2 separate regions of the Homo sapiens genome follow, and region 2 is linked to region 1. Evidence: read pairs that join two places in POLR2A ChIA-PET (ENCODE). Cell type or tissue: OCI-LY7. All regions are shown on one strand. Each heading gives the region's core, and the rest is flanking DNA. Links, peaks and the distances in the headings are about the cores only.

Region 1 (7,915 bases), core at 1,144-6,143:
GGTCTGACTCTTGAGGCTGGGATCATGTAGCCACACTTATAGTGCCACACTGCCTCACTGTCTACTATCACGTTTTGTCTTGAAAAGAAGTGCTAGGGCCAGGCATGATGGCTTGTGCCTATAATCTCAGTACTTTGGGAGGCCAAGGCTGGAGGATCACCTGAGGTCAGGAGTTCAAGACTATTTTGGGCAACATAGGGGAGACCCTGTCTGTACAAAAAATTTCAAAATGCCAGACGCGGTGGCTCACGCCTGTAATCCCAGCACTTTGGGAGGCCGAGGAGGGTGGACCACTTGAGGTCAGCAGTTTGAGACCAGCCTGGCCAACATGGTGAAACCCCATCTCTACTAAAAATACAAAAATTAACTGGTGTCATGGGGCACGCCTGTAGTCCCAGTCTCCTGCCTCAGGTGAGGCAGGAGAATTGCTTGAACCCAGGAGGCAGAGGTTGCAGTGAGCTGAGATCGTGCCACTGCACTCCAGCCTGGGTGACAGAGCGAGACTCTGTCTCAAATAAAATAAATAATAATAATAATTTTAAAATTAGCTGGCGTGGTGGTACACACTGCCCAGCTACTTGGGAGGCTGATGCAGGAGGACTGTGTTGAGTCCAGTTCAGGGCTGCAGTGGGCTATGAACATACCACTGCATTCCAGCCTGGGTGACAGAGCAAGATCCTGTCTCAAAAAAAGAAAAAAAAAAAATGCCAGGAACTGTGGATGTTTAAACATGCTTTAAACTCATTTATACCTCCTCACAATATGCCGATTGAAAGCAGACATGAAGTAAACGCAATTATTTCCAGTGGATAAGGAAGTAAAGGCTTACAGAGGTTAAAAAATTTTGCCTAGTGTCACTCAGCTGCTTGGTGGCAGAGCTGACATTCCACACATGGTCTGTGTGATTTCAGAATCTGAATTCCTAACAATTACATCTACTGTCATTAGCCGGAGGTTCTTTGGTTTATTAGGGTGACAATAATCCCAGAGTCTCTTGACCTTCAGACACCCACAGCAAACCCCAGAGCTCTCTCTGGGCTCCCACACAGACTCCCAGCCTGCTGGTCTACTCTGCCCTCATGGATCCAGTTGATCAGAGCTCTTATTTTAGCAGCTGCATGCTGATGGTGCAGTGATGACCAAACAGCGACTGATCCACCCATCACTAGACAGCTGTCATACAGAGACAACAACAAAGCAACATCTAAGTCTTTATTAAGGTGAGTTTTTACAAACAAGCATCTATCCCAGTGTGGGGGATGAGGATGGGAGAGGAAAGCGGGGCAGGAAGATGAGGATTCTCATCTATTGATAATAAAGCTCCAGGTTCATCCCATCGTGGATTTCATCTGAAGGAAAGGTGTTAAGGAATCCTGACTCTGACTTCCGTCCCCACCCCTCTCATCCATTCACAGCCGGGTCAGGTGGCCTGAGGTCTCAGCCCAGGGCTAAGGAAGCCCATTTTGGACCAGGCCATTTTTATTTGGAGAGAACCAAAACTTTACAAAAGAATTTCTGGCTGGGTGCAGTGGCTCACACCTGTAATCCCAGCACTTTGAGAGGACGAAGCAGGTGGCTCACTTGACGTCAGGAGTTTGAGACCAGCCTGGCCAACACGATGAAACCCTGTCTCTACTAAAAATACAAAAAGTTAGCTGGGTGTGGTGGTGGGCACCTGTAATCCCAGCTACTTGGAAGGCTGAGACAGGAAAATCGCTTAAACCTGGGAGGTAGAGGCTGCAGTGAGCCAAGATTGTACCACTGCACTCCAGCCTGGGCAACAAGAGCAAAACTCCATCTCAAAAAAAAAAAAAAAAGTTTCTGTTCCTTCTAGGCCAGGCACAGTGGCTCACGGCTATAATCCCAGCACTTTGGGAGGCCGAGGCGGGAGGATCACTTGAGGCCAGGAGTTTGAGACTAGCCTGGCATACATGGTGGAACCTCATCTCTACTAAAAATACAAAAACTAGCAGGGAGTGGTGGCACACACCTGTAATCCCAGCTACTTGGGAAGCTGAGGCAGAATTGCTTGAACCCGGGAGGTGGAGGTTGCAGTGGGTCAAGATCGTGCCACTGCACTCCAGCCTGGGCGACAGAGCCAGACTGTCTCAAAAAAATAAATAAATAAAATAAAAATTGTAAAAAGTTTCTGCTCCTTTTGCACAATAGATATGCCTGAGTCTCACCCCACCCTGACCTACTGTCCAGCACTCAGGTGGAGGTCAGTAATAAATATTTTGAACTTGAAGTCAAACTATTTCACCAACCACTCTCCTCCCCAACCAAATAATTACCTAGCTCCCATTTTCTAAGTGCTCACCATGTGCCACGTATTAAGTTAAACACTTAATATGCATAAGCTCATGCAGACTTTAGTTTTGAACAGATAACCGAGGCTGGGTATGTAGATGCTTCCTCAAAAAGTCACACAAAGGATACAGTCCCCCAGAGACACGTGGTCCTTAAAAATCGTGTACCTAAGAAAAAGAGACATTTCAGAGATAAGGCTAAGGAGGCTCTTCAGTCTGTAGGCCAAATGAGGTAGCCAAGCCTAAGCAAAGGGCTGCCTGCAGCGCTCCCCCAACCAAAACCTTCCGGCCTAGTCCAGTCCACCCAGTGGCTCTACCGCTGCACTCACCACTTCTTCAGGACAATCTTGTTCCAACGGGTACCAGTTTGGGCTGCAATCAGCTTCTTAAGGTCCCCGATGGTATCATCCGTGCTGGGCGCAGAGCAGTTAAGGCAAATGGAAGCGGTAGAACGAGGAAGAGGACATTCTAGGGCAGAATACCATCTGCCAGGACCCCATCCGCCCCCTCTCCCGGGTTTAACTAAAACCATCCGACAACACAGATTGAGTTGCCTGCCTCACGCCAAGCACCCCTGCGGGTACCACTGCCTCTCGGCTGCCAGTGGATACTTGCATTTAACGCGGACCTTCTTCCCCAGACGGTCGTTGCAAACAACCTCGATCATCCTAGCTGGAGCTACACAAAGCGGGGGGTGGGTGGGAGGCAGCAAAGTCAGAGCTTCAGGCGTCTCCCAGGCCCAGAAGCCCCAGCCTACAAGTCTCCCAGTCCCAGGCCCTAAAATTCCAGGTTACTGAGCCTTCCGTTCTGCCCCCAACCCCCCGGACTCGAATACTCCCAGGCCCCAAGTCCCCTGTCCCAGGGCCGCGAACCCCGGGGAGCCGCGCCTCCGCCCCTTCTCGCCGCCTGAAAGCCCTGCCACAAAACTCCCTGGCCTCACCTCCCACCGACCCCAGACCCTGGGTGGCTGGGTCGCGACAGCTTTCTCCGACTCCGAGCCTCTCCGCTTGACCCCCTCACCTCGAATCGCCTCGAACCTGCCGACGCCACCAGCTCCTCACCCGAGCGCTGAACCCCGGTCGCAGTTAACGCTAGGAACCGGAAGCGGAAGTTAAAGTTCGAGGCCGGAAGCCCTGCCCCTAGCCAGGGGGTGTGGTCAACACTGGGACAAGTTCTTCCGGGTCTGCAGTCTGTGGTGTGTTTGCTGTTCCCAGGTACGGTTTCGGTGTCCCAAGGCTTGACAGGTGTCGCGCCTGTGGTAGGCGCGCCGGGTAGAGAGGGGGGCCTCGGCGGGTTTGTGGCCAGGGAAGGGGCGTGGAGCGAGAGTCAGAGGTCAGGCGCCGGCGCCCAGCTCGTTTGAAGTCATTGTTTGTTGCAGGGAGACTCGGTCACATGGTGGGGACGCCAGAGGGTCCCGGGAGTAGGGGTAAGCTCCTGATCCTGAGCCCGAAGCCTCTTGCAGCGGCAACTAGGAGCAAGGGCGGAGGGTGGGGGTGGGGGACGAGTTCTGCAGTCATCCCTTCTGACCCCCTGGGTTCATTCAGGGCTGGGCTTGGTGAGCATTTGGCTCACCTCTTCCCTCTGGCCATCGCGTTCCCCCGGGATACGGACTCCAGTCAGTAGGCGAAGCTTGATCCTAGAGTAGACTCTACGCTGCCCAACAGCTGCTGTTACCGCATGGTGCCGGACAGTTCCAGGCTCTTGGTGTCCTGAAGAAAGATTTGGACCAGACACACAGAGATGGCAAAGCTGCAAGTTTATTAAGCACAGTATTCCACTCTCGGAGTGGGGAGAGCGGACTGACCTCTGCGAGATAAGATCAGCCCCAGCTTGGTATAGTTTGGGTCTTTTTTTTTTTTTTTTTCTGAGACGTAGTCTCGCTCTGTTGCACAGGCTGGAGTGCAATGGCGCGGTGCCGGCTCACCGCAACCTCCGCCTTCCGGGTTCAAGCGATTCTCCTGCCTCAGCCTCCCGAGTAAGTAGCTGGGATTACAGGCGCCCGCCACCACGCCCGGCTAATTTTTGTACTTTTAGTAGAGATGGGGTTTCACCTTATTGGCCAGGCTTTTTTTCTCTTCCCAAGGCTGCCTAATATCTAGCCAGTGTCTACCTTTTTGAATGATAGGTGTGTTGCTTACTTTGGCCCCTGTGTGCTTGAGAGCCGCCTCCATTCATGATATGCCGTCCATATGCATGAGCGCTAATGAGCTGGTTATCCTTATCATGTTAAGGATACTTTTTGTCTTTAATGCGCGTGCTTATGCCTAAAGAGCTGCTCCTTACTGGTTTGGTCCTGATTTCCCCGGCCGTGGGATTTTTACTGTTTTTTTTTTAATTTTATTTATTTATTTATTTATTTATTTATGGAGTCTCGCTCTGTCGCCCAGGCTGGAGTGCAGTGGCGTGATCTGGGCTCACGGCAAGCTCCGCCTCCCGGGTTCACGCCGTTGTCCTGCCTCAGCCGCCTCCCGAGTAACAGGGACTACAGGCGCCCCCCACCACCCTCGGCTAATTTTTTTGTATTTTTAGTAGAGACGGGGTTTCACTGTGTTAGCCAGGATGGTCTCGATCTCCTGACCTCGTGATCCGCCTGCCTCAGCCTCCCAAAGTGTTGGGTGTGAGCCACTGTGCCCGGCCTTTACTCAGTTTTTAATCTTCCTTTTGTTTTGTCTCCTCAGCTTCTGCCATTTATCTTGCTTCTTGCTGGGTGAGCAAGAAGGGGCGGGTGCCCTTTCACCTTGCTTCTGCTCTCTGCTTTTACGTATTTTACCCTTTATCCAACTTTTAATTCCCTTTGCTATTCTTCTGCCTCATTTTCCCTATTCTCCTTTCTCACTGCCAGTCACCAACCTTAAATGCCTGCGAGGTAACTGGAAACATTGCACATTTGCACAATCTCCTGCAGCTGTATCTTTGGGGAGCACTTTGTACCAGATTCCAGGTTTGTGAGGGCTGGTGGGACAAGGACCGTCCTTCCTCAATTCAGTCAAACAATTTGTAAACCAAAAAGTATCTGAGACAGGTCTCAATAAATTGACAGGTTTATGTAGACAAGGTTAAGGACAAGCCTGGGAGAAAAGGAACACAAAACCCCAGGAACAATCTGTGATCCGTGCTTTTTTCCAAATATGATTTTGAGGGCTTCATTATTTAAAGGGAAAAGTGGGCTGGAGGGGAAAGAGGGAGAGTATGGTCACATTATTTAATCTACATGAAGAATACTCCATTATGTATTCATTTGGTGCTCAGTAAATTGGCACTTTCCATAACATAAAGTAAGCTACCTGTGGAGATATCTGGCCTTTAAAAAAAAATTTTTTTTGAGGCTAGGCACAGTGGCTCACACCTGTAATCCCAGCGCTTTGGGAGGCTGAGGTGGGCAGATCACAAGGTCAGGAGTTCGAGACCAGCCTGGCCAACATGGTGAAACCCCGTCTCTATTAAAAAAAAAAAAAAAAAATTAGCCAGGTGTGGTGGCAGGCACCTGTAATCCCAGCTACCTGGAGGCTGAGGCAGGAGAATCGCTTGAACACGGGAGGCGGAGGTTGCAGTGAGCTGAGATCGCGCCACTGCACTCCATCCCTCCATCCTGGGCAACACAGAGTGAGGCTATCTCAATTTTTTTTTTTTTTTTTTTTGAGGCAGAGTCTCGCTCTGTTGCCCAGGCTGGAGTGCAGTGGAACAAACTCAGCTCACCACAACCTCCCGTGTTCAAGCGATTCTCCTGCCTCAGCCTCCTTAGTAGCTGGGATTACAGGCACATGCCATCACGCCCAGCTAATTTTTGTATTTTTAGTAGAGACAGGATTTCACCATGTTGTCCAGGCTGGTCTCGAACTGCTGACCTCAAGTGATCTGCCCACCTCGACCTCCCAAAGTGCTGGGATTACAGGCGTGAGGCACCGCAACCGGCCTATTTGCTTTTGAATGGCAGGATCCAGAGACTAAAACCCCCTTTTACTATCGTTGAACTATACTGCTACAGTGGTTTAAGAATTCTCCAAGGCCAGGTGCAGTGGCTCAAACCTGTAATCCCAGCAGTTTGGGAGGCCAAAGTGGGCAGATCACCTAAGGCCAGGAGTTCAAGACCTGCCTGACCAACATGGAGAAACCCCATCTCTTTAATTTTGTAAAAATACAAAATTAGCCTGGCATGGTGGCGCATGCCTGTAATCCCAGCCACTTGGGAGGCTGAGGCAGGAGAATCGCATGAACCAGGGAGGCGGAGGTTGCGGTGAGTCGAGATGGTGCCATTGCACTCCAGCCTGGGCAACAAGAGAGAAACTCCCAGGATTACAGGCATGCACCACCATGCCTAGCTAATTTTGTATTTTTGGTAGAGACGGGGTTTCTCCATGTTGGTCAGGCTGGTCTTGATCTCCCGACCTCAGGTGATCCGCCTGCCTCGGCCTCCCAAAGTGCTGGGATTACAAGTGTAAGCAACCACACCCAACCTCTCTTCTGTTTTTCTGTGCTAAGGTCTCATAATGTTTATCCCGTGTACTTTGCTTAAAAATTCCAGAAACTGGCCTTGAAAATCTAAATATAGGCCAGGTGTGGTGGCTCACACCTGTAATCCTGGCACTTTGGGAGGCCAAGGCAGGCGGATTGTGTGAGTTCAGGAGTTGGAGACCAGCCTGGGCAACACGCTGAAACCCCGTCTCTACTAAAATACAAAAAATTAGCCGGGCGTGGTGGCCTGCGCCTGTAGTCTCAGCTACTTGGGAGGCTGAGGCAGGAGAATTCTTCTCTTGAACCCAGGGGGGCAGAGGCTGCAGTGAGCCGAGGTCACGCCACTACACTCCAGCCTGGGAGACATAGTGAGACTCCGTCTCCAAAAGAAACCAAACAAAAAAAAGAAAATCTAAATATAAAACCAAGGTTGTGGAACGTCCCATCCCAGGGAAAGAATCCACAATCCTGTTTTGGTCAAGCTGACACCTGCCAGACCAGCAGGTGGCCCATTACTCAAAATAGTAATGGAAACCAGACATGCTGACTTGTGCATCTGAACTCCATGTCCTGACCCCCTAGCTGCAGCTGTGCCTCGGTAGAACACCCCTTTTCGTTCCTGTCTTGATGATTGTTGGAGCACTCTGTAAGTTTCCCTAATAAATGCTTTGGACTGATTGCTCTGGTAATTGGTGTTTTCTTGAAATCCCCACTGGCCCCATCTTGGGATGATTTAGGGCATTCCTTTGTGGGAATTCCCCTGCCTCTGCTTTTGGGGAGACTCTAGCCGGGATGAAACAGATTGGAAGGTCAAAAGTGAGCTGAGGGGGCTGAGGTGCCTAAGGAAGTTTAGAAGCAGCACATCTTTGCATTCTCTTAGAAATCCTGGGTCACAGCCAGGCACGGTGGCTCACACCTATAATCCCAACACTTTGGGAGGCCAAGGTGGGTGGATCACTTGAGGTCAGGAGTTCGAGACCAGCCTGGCCAATTGGGGAAACCCCATCTCTACTAAAAATACAAAAATGTGGCAGGCGTCTGTAATCCTAGCTACGCAGGAGGCTGAGGCAGGAGAATCGCTTGAACCCAGGAGGCAGAGGTCACAGTGAGCTGAGATATGCCACTGCACTCCAGCCTGGGCAACAGAGTGAGAC
Region 2 (7,915 bases), core at 964-5,963, 1.4 Mb after region 1:
ACCACTACCACTTTAAAAAGAAATTGAGGCTCACACAATTTAGTAACTTGACCAAGGTCACATGCTGGTGAGAGGTGAGGCAAAGGCTGGGACTCAAATCCAGTGCAGAAGCCCATCCTCTAATACAGAAGCCTGTGCCCTAACACAGAAATGCGTGTGCATGGCGAGACGTATGTCTGCACAGAAAGACCTCTCTGCTGACAACTGCAGTGGCTGCATCTACATAACGGGGTTTGGGTCACAACTTTCTCATATTTTGTAAGGTTCTTTTTTTTTTTTTTTTTTTTTTTTTTTTTTTTTGAGACAGGGTTTCACTCTGTCAACCCAAGCTCCCAAGCTGGAATGCAGTGGCGTGATCATGCTTCACTGCAGCCTCGACCTCCTGGGCTCAAGTCATCCTCCCACCTGAGTTTCCCAGGCAGCTAGCACAGGTGTACGGCATCATGCCCGGCTAATTTTATTTTTTGTAGAGAGGAGGTCTCACTATGTTGCCCTGGCTGGTCTTGAACTCCTGAGCTCAAGTGATCCTCCTGCCTCAGCCTCCCAAAGTGTTGGGATAACAGGTGTGAGCCACTACACCCAGCCTTACAATGTCTTTTAAAACAAAGGTCCTAGCTTCTGCCGGGAAAGGCCCACCACAGTGGTCACTTGCTTGATAAGCCTTTCGTGATTCCTACTGCTGGCCACTTCTTTCCTTGTGCATCCATCTCACGCAGGCTGAAATGGGGATCACACTTTTCATGCTGCGAGGTCCTTGAAGAATCTCTCCCTCCCATGCTGAGAGGGCCTTGAAGAATCTAGTTATTAATCATCTCACTCCTTAGAAATGTCAGGTAAGATAGGTGCGATGTAATGAACACCTTGCATTATACAGCCAGAGTCCCTATCTTTCAATAAAATAAGCAATTCCATTAGAGATGTGGCAGCAGCAGCACATTATGAATTAACAAGGACTGGCTGCCAATGGTGGGCTTAACATTCCTAGTTTGAATTAACCCAAGTGACCTCATGGGTCAGCATGCTCCTCATGGGTGCTATCTGCTGGATAGCAGAGCCCAGGAGTCGGTGGTGGTGGGAGGGTGGGGGGGACGGCGGCAGGGACAGAACCCTGCAGCCCCGCAGCGGCATCCTCATGGAGTTCTGCTGCTCTCCTTCCATCCTGCCACCTGTCTGCAAGAAGGCAGCACCCCACTCCAGACAAGCATGCCACAGGCTGGCATCAGCATGTTGGCAAGGACCTCATAACTCATCTTACTGGCTGTCAACAGGGCCCCAGAGCTCAGGGAGCACCGTGAACTCCAATTTACACCCACAAAGGGTAGCATTTTCACTGTCAAACACTGCCTCACTACAGTCAGTTTTTGACATTTAACAATCTCTCTTTTTTTTTTTTTAACATTAATCTCAATGCGCTGGGATTACAGGTGTGAGCCACCGCGCCTGGCCGACATTTAACAATCTTTTGATTTACATTTTTATAGCCACTCTATCAAGATTTGACTCATGCTGAGTGTGGGTCCTGGGAACCTGCATGACCAGCAGTCTGATGGGAGCACCCATGACCATAATGGCTACACTCTAGTCATGAATTAACATTTCATTAAACCCAAACGTCTGCTTCAATTCTTCCTCCAGTGTGATGTACAGTTTCCTTGCAGTGCCCAAGGGCTCTAGAGCTCATCCCACCCAAACCAAAGAATGCTGGTCAAGTGGGAAGGAGTCCCTGTTCTCAGCTGTAGAGGGTGTGGGGAGCACTCCGAGTGCCGTATCTCAGAACATCTAAGAACAGTCTAGGAAAACACACTCCATTTGTGGTTCTCCAGAGAATCAGCACTTGGAATCCTTTGCCACCGCGTACCCCAGGCTCTGAATCCTGACTGCGAGATTACACCTGCCAGTTCACCATCGACTGTGTCACACGGCTCAGCACAGCTCCCAGGCCAACCCATCCTGATTTCCATCTACTTCTAAACTGCATCACTCTACTCCTCACAGCAACAACTCAAATTCCCTAATGACTAATCTGTTCTTAAAAAAAAAAAAAAAAAAAAAAAAGAGAGAGATGGGGTTTCGCAGTGTTGCCTAGGCTGATCTTGAACTCCTGAGCTCAAGCAATCCTCTTACCCCAGCCTCCCAAAGTGTTGGGATTACAGGCGTGAGCCAGCACACCCAGACTAATCTGCTCTGAGTAACATTTTACCAAGCCAGATTTCTGAAACTTTTTTTAAAAATTAAAATCCCATGCACACACAAGTTACAGGCAAGCTTGAATGTACACTGGAAACGCAGACCTCTGTTGCTTTATTACTAATGGTGACAACTTTCCTACATCCTTTTACCAGCTTCTAGAACAAGGCACCCATGAAGAGGGCAACACACATCATGCCCCACTGCTCCCTGTGCACCGGAAGAAGGGCCTGATCATCAGGGACAGCCGCCTTTCAAGCCTGACAATGATGTCTGTCCTTGTACCATTTTCACATCCTTTGTTATGGCAGACCCGCAAAGGAAGGTTTATACCTAAATCCCTAATGACTTCTCAGTCCAAGAAAGTTTCTGTGTAAAAAAGCAGCAGCTTTCCTGCAGTGAAGGGGAAGGTCAAAGAGTCACCAACACATAAAGGATTTCAAAAAGGAAAATTTACAATTTCTCATGCACACTCTACAGCCCTGCTGGTGCCCTGGGCCAAGTGCTGTGCTGGAGGCACTTCTAAAAGGCAGGATTCCCACATGATGAAGTGCCAGGCTCTGGAGCCAGACAGCCTGGGTTCACATGCAGGCACCACTGTTTACCAGTCACTTGACCTAGGCATGTCACTCTCTGTGCCTCAGTTTCAGATGAAACAAGGATAGCAGTATGTACATATCATGTGGTTCTCACAAGGACTAAATGAAATACTACATTGTTATTATATTATTATATTTCTGCTAAAAAGTTGGGGGCAGGTGCCGAGCACGGTGGCTCACGCCTGTAATCCCAGCACTTTGGGAGGCTGAGGCGGGCGGATCACATGAAGTCAGGAGTTCGAGGCCAGCCTGGCCAACATGGTGAAACTCCGACTCTACTAAACATATAAAAATTATCCAGGCATGGTGGCACACACCTGTAATACCAGCTACTCAGGAGGCTGGGGCAGGAGAATCACTTGAACCTGGGAGGCGGAGGTTGCAGTGAGCCAAGATCGCACCATTGCACTCCAGCCTAGGTGACAGAGTGAGACCCTGTCTCAAAAAAAAAAAAAAAAAAGTTGGTGGAGGATTTGAATTATACTAAACCAGAATTTGCATTATGTAAATGCTAAATTAAAAGAGCCTGTGATTTTTATTAACGCCTCTATAGACAACTTGTAGCTGGGGCAGATGACCAAGAACAACCCTTTGCAGCACTCCCAGAGACAAACTTGATTACAAACTTTAAAGAATCCCTCATACTCGGAGACCATAACCACGAACGTGTACATGCTTTTTAACACTGTACTCGAAAATTACTGCAGAGCTTGGGAACACAGGACATCTCAAAAGACTAGCGACCAAGTGAAGTAAGTCTACTATTATGTCTAGTTTTTGAAATATTTAAGGCAATTCAAAAGACATTTGATTCGGTTGAAAAGCAGAAGTGAGAAACCACTTATTCAGTGGGTCTGCAGCCTAAAAGTCACCTGAGAGGCAACAGCCGGCAAAGGGTGAGTGAAAGCAGGAAGAAAACACGATGCTTACCATTTATCCTGCCCATGTTCATCCCAGATCCAAATCGACCCATGTTTTCCATACCACCACCAAAGGGCCCCTCCATTCCTGCAAGAGAGGTTCACATTTCAGCATCATCCAACAAGACTGCTTAGACTAAGCAGGGAAAGAAAAATTCTATCACATGTTTCAACTGGGGTATCTTCTGCCAAGAACTTACCAAGTTTAAAGGCTTTTGAAAAACAAAAAAAATGCTAGCACCCTTGTTTAAAAATCACCCATCTTCAAAAAGCTGGTCTGATCCAACCCCCTCAATGAATAGACAAGCAAAAAGAGGCATAGAGATGGAGTGGTCTGCCCAAGGTCACAGAGCTAGTTAGTGAGACAGCCAGAACCAAAAGCCAAGACACCCGCTGGAAGGATGGACAGGCAGGAGGAAGTCATTTCTAGACTCAAACTGAAACCAAAGAGAATTTCATGCAGGGTTTAAACAAGAAAGAAAAGAGGAAAGAGAGAAAACTATGCCTAAAAGTGATTATGCTTGTACTTCATTTTAAATTTCTTACCTCCCATTTTATTTATTCCAAATCCTATGCCTTCCATTCCCATTCCTTAAAAAGAAAAAGTCAATGCAAACTAAAATTATGTCAAAGCAGTAAATAACGTTTGAACTTAAAAAGCATAATTCCAAACCAGCAAAAGAACTCAAAAGAAAATCCCTGATGACAAGTATATTTTATATATTTTAATCAGCAAGAAAAAAAGCCCTTACCATTTCAACTGTCAAATATCATATAGCTATTTTTTTTTTTTTTAAACACAGTATTGCTCTGTCACCCAGGCTGGAATGCAATGGCACAATCTTGGCTCACTGCAACCTCCACCTCCCGGGTTCAAGCAATTCTCCTGCCTCAGCCTCCCGACTAGCTGAGATTACAGGCGCCTGCTACCACGCCTGGCTAATCTTTTTCTGAGGGATCTACATACTTTAATGACCCAGTCGGGCAGGGTTTTTGTGTTTTTTTTGTTTTTGAGACAGGGTCTCCTTCTGTCACTGGGGCTGGAATGCAGTGGCATGGTCACAGCTCCCTACAGCCTCAACATCCCAGGCTCAAGTGATCCTCTTGCCTCAGCCTCCCAAGTAGCTGGGACTACGCCACCACACCTGGCTGATTTTTTTTATATTTTGTAGAGATGGAGTCTATGTCGCCTAGACTAGTCTCAAACCCTCGGCCTCCAAATTGCTGGGATTACAGGCATAAGCCACCACACCAGGCCTCAAGTTAGGCAGTATTAAACATGAAATAGAATTATAAGACACATTCTATGGAACATAAACTTTTTAGAAAATTTTAGGGAACAGAAGTAGATTTTTTTTAAGAATCCCTGTTAAGGGTGGGCGTGGTGACTCACGCCTGTAATCCCAGCACTTCAGGAAGCCGAGGCGGGTGGATCACCTGAGGTCAGGAGTTCCAGCCCGGCCTGACCAACATGGTGAAACCCTGTCTCTACTAAATACAAAAAATTAGCTGGGTGTGGTGGCACATGCCTGTAATCCCAGCTACTTGGGAGGCTGAGGCAGGAGAATCACTTGAACCCAGGAGGCAGAGATTGAGTGCGGTAAGCTGAGATTGAGCCACTGCACTCCAGCCTGGGCAACAAGAGCAAAATTCCGTCTCAATAAATCAATCCCTGTTAAAGGTAAAATCTTCAAAATAAAAACCAGTTCCTAAAAACACCAAGACTTCCTCCCCAACCCCCAGTCTTTCTGTTTAGATGTCAGACATGGGGTGTGTGTGTTTTGGGTCGGGGGAAACGTTAACAGCCATTTGAAGTTGTGGCCCAGAATTTAAGTCAGCCCCAGGGTGACTCTGGAAGAGAGTCTAGGGATATGCAACACTGACAATGGTGGGATAGAGGGGCTTCCATATTCCAATTTCAAAGGATTCCAACAAAGACCAAAGTCTAAGGTCATAAAAATGACATATTCCTTAATAGAATCAAAATACATCATTACACAGCAATGAAAATGCTAAACAGCAAAGCCTGAGTTTATTCTACACATCAAAGCTTTCATGCAGGTTTTTTTTTTTTTTTTTTTTCTGGAGACGGACTCTCGCTCTGTTGCCAGGCTGAAGTGCAGTCATGTGATCTCAGCTCACTGCAACCTCCGCCTCCCGGGTTCAAGCAATTCTCCTGCCTCAGCCTCTTGAGTAACTGGGATTACAGGCGTGCGCCACCACGCCCGGCTAATTGTTTTATTTTTAGTAGAGATGGGGTTTCACCATGTTGGCCAGGATGGTCTCAAACTCCTGACCTTGTGATCCGCCCACCTCGGCCTCCCAAAGTGCTGGGATTACAGGCGTGAGCCACCGTGCCTGGCCTCTCCACCTTTTTTGCATCTATCAATGCCCCTAGCTCTCTAGCAGCAGCTGTGCAAACACCAGGAGGGCCCAAAGGGGTCTTGGTAAGACACTTTTCAGGGCACTGCGGCAGTGCTATGGTCCCGTGGTCAGGAGACCTGCAGCCTGTCAGTAACTGACAGTGTGACCTTGAGCAAGATCAACTCTCTGGCTTGCCTCCTCTTATCAAATGGCACAACTATTTCAGCTTAGAAGGTTGTTGTCAGGTTACAATGAAAAAGCATAATGACTTTTTAAAAAATGACTCAACTTGATAAAAATACAAAATACTGCCTTTATTCAAAATGAGGCAGAGATGAATAAGGAGGGAATTTTGTCCCAGTTAAATATTTATTCCATTTAAACTACTCAAAGTCCAGTTGTCCCAATAATTAATAATTTTCACTTCCCCAAACCACCAAGCAAGGTGCACTGTCATTCTCACCTGCGGGACCTATGTTTCCCATTCCGATGCCTTTATTCAGGTGATTGGCATCAATGGGTTGCCCTCCTGGTCCTAACCCCATGCCAATACCACCAAGGCCATCTGGAAAGAAAAGAGAAAGAAGCTTAGTTTTCCCCTATTTAGCAAACCTTGACCCTCAAAGGAAAAGAGTGTTTAGTGAGTTGCAGCTATCCACTTCAGCCTACCCACCCCCACCCACCAGTGACCTCAGGGCCCAATGCAAAATTCAACATCGGCACACTTGGAAACAGAGCCTTGTTCCGGCGTTTGGGATATGTGTGTATACAACAAAGGCGGCTGAAAACCAACACGGGAAAGTTAACAACCCCCACACTAAGATTCTTGAGAGCCTATTTGTTTCACTAACCCATGGACTGAGAACTGTCTGATCAAAAAAGGTGACTCAAGACATCAGGTGGCAAGCAGCACAAATGTGCCCAATCCCTAGTAGCCCAAAGGATGTTTCTCATGAAAAAACACGTTACAAACCAGCCAATCAACATCCTGGGTGTCCACTACTCTCTGAATCTGGGTGGTTTTAGTAACAATGAAGCTAATGTATGTATTCAAAGAACCTATCTTCCTTCCCCCAAAGCTTCCCAACCCACAACTGGATACCCAGCCCACACTCAACTCCATGCCCTACCAACACAGACAGGGACACAGAAATACAGGCTGGTCTCTGGAAACAGCCAAAAGAGCTGACACTTGCAATATCTGGGGTAACCACCATCTGAGGCTTAAACTACAACCAGGTAAGCTTTTAAAAATCGTAACAAGGGCAGGCGCAGTGGCTCACGCCTGAAATCCCAGCACTTTGGGAGGCCAAGGCGGGTGGATCACGTGAGGTCAGGAGTTCGAGACCATCCTGGCCAACATGGCAAAACCCCATCTCTACTAAAAAAAAAAAAAAATTAGCCTGGCATGGTGGCACATGCCTGTAATCGCTGCTACTTGGAAGGCTGACAGGAGAATCACTAGAACCCAGGAAATGGAGGTTGCAGCAAGCCAAGACCGCACCACTGCACTCCAGCCTGGGCGACAGAGCGAGACTCCATCAAAAAGAAAGAAAAAGGAAGAAAGGAAGGAAAGAAAGCAAACAAAGTTCATTTAAAAAGTAAATAAAACCTGCCACCACTTCCCAGGCGTTTCATCTGATGAACATTCCATCTTTAATTGCATAGCAACAGCAGCAAGAGATCGCCACGGTGACTTACTCTCCCAAAGCACTGAAGGCTTTGAAGTCAAGCCTCCGAAATGGCCGGGAGACCAAGAGCCATGGATAACAGGCTCCCTGGAGCAGTGTGCTCCTCCTCCTGCTCCAGCACAAGAGTCAACAAGAGCCATCGCCATGGTCCAGG

The links. Peaks named below come from ENCODE experiments on the same cell type or tissue, not always from the same donor. Only the 100,000 strongest peaks of a DNase experiment are listed, where the experiment ranks them.
Region 2: POLR2A ChIA-PET joins it to region 1 with 5 read pairs; 1 of 35 experiments calls an interaction of 5 or more read pairs at or near these places.

The regions. Positions count from the first base shown.
Region 1 is chr19:9,823,399-9,831,313 of GRCh38, reverse strand. It overlaps UBL5 (ubiquitin like 5), which reads right to left and starts at 3,396. Exons shown (of 5, transcript NM_001048241.3): 1 at 3,330-3,396; 2 at 2,921-2,987; 3 at 2,639-2,722; 4 at 2,440-2,477; 5 at 1,199-1,349. The coding sequence starts at 2,976. The coding sequence ends at 1,306. RefSeq lists a silencer at 3,280-3,586 and enhancers at 3,630-3,679, 3,090-3,814. In OCI-LY7, for the core only: no CTCF peak of the experiment used is centred there; DNase peaks (open chromatin) are centred at 2,713, 3,443 and 4,133; H3K4me3 peaks cover 2,968 bases; H3K27ac peaks cover 2,037 bases.
Region 2 is chr19:8,470,046-8,477,960 of GRCh38, reverse strand. HNRNPM (heterogeneous nuclear ribonucleoprotein M) reads right to left here. Exons shown (of 16, transcript NM_005968.5): 10 at 6,534-6,635; 11 at 4,253-4,297; 12 at 3,717-3,794. Among named protein-coding and RNA genes, the nearest start is that of PRAM1, 29 kb to the left of the region's middle. RefSeq lists a silencer at 4,160-4,209. In OCI-LY7, for the core only: no CTCF peak of the experiment used is centred there; DNase peaks (open chromatin) are centred at 3,610 and 4,110; H3K4me3 peaks cover 1,508 bases; H3K27ac peaks cover 3,747 bases.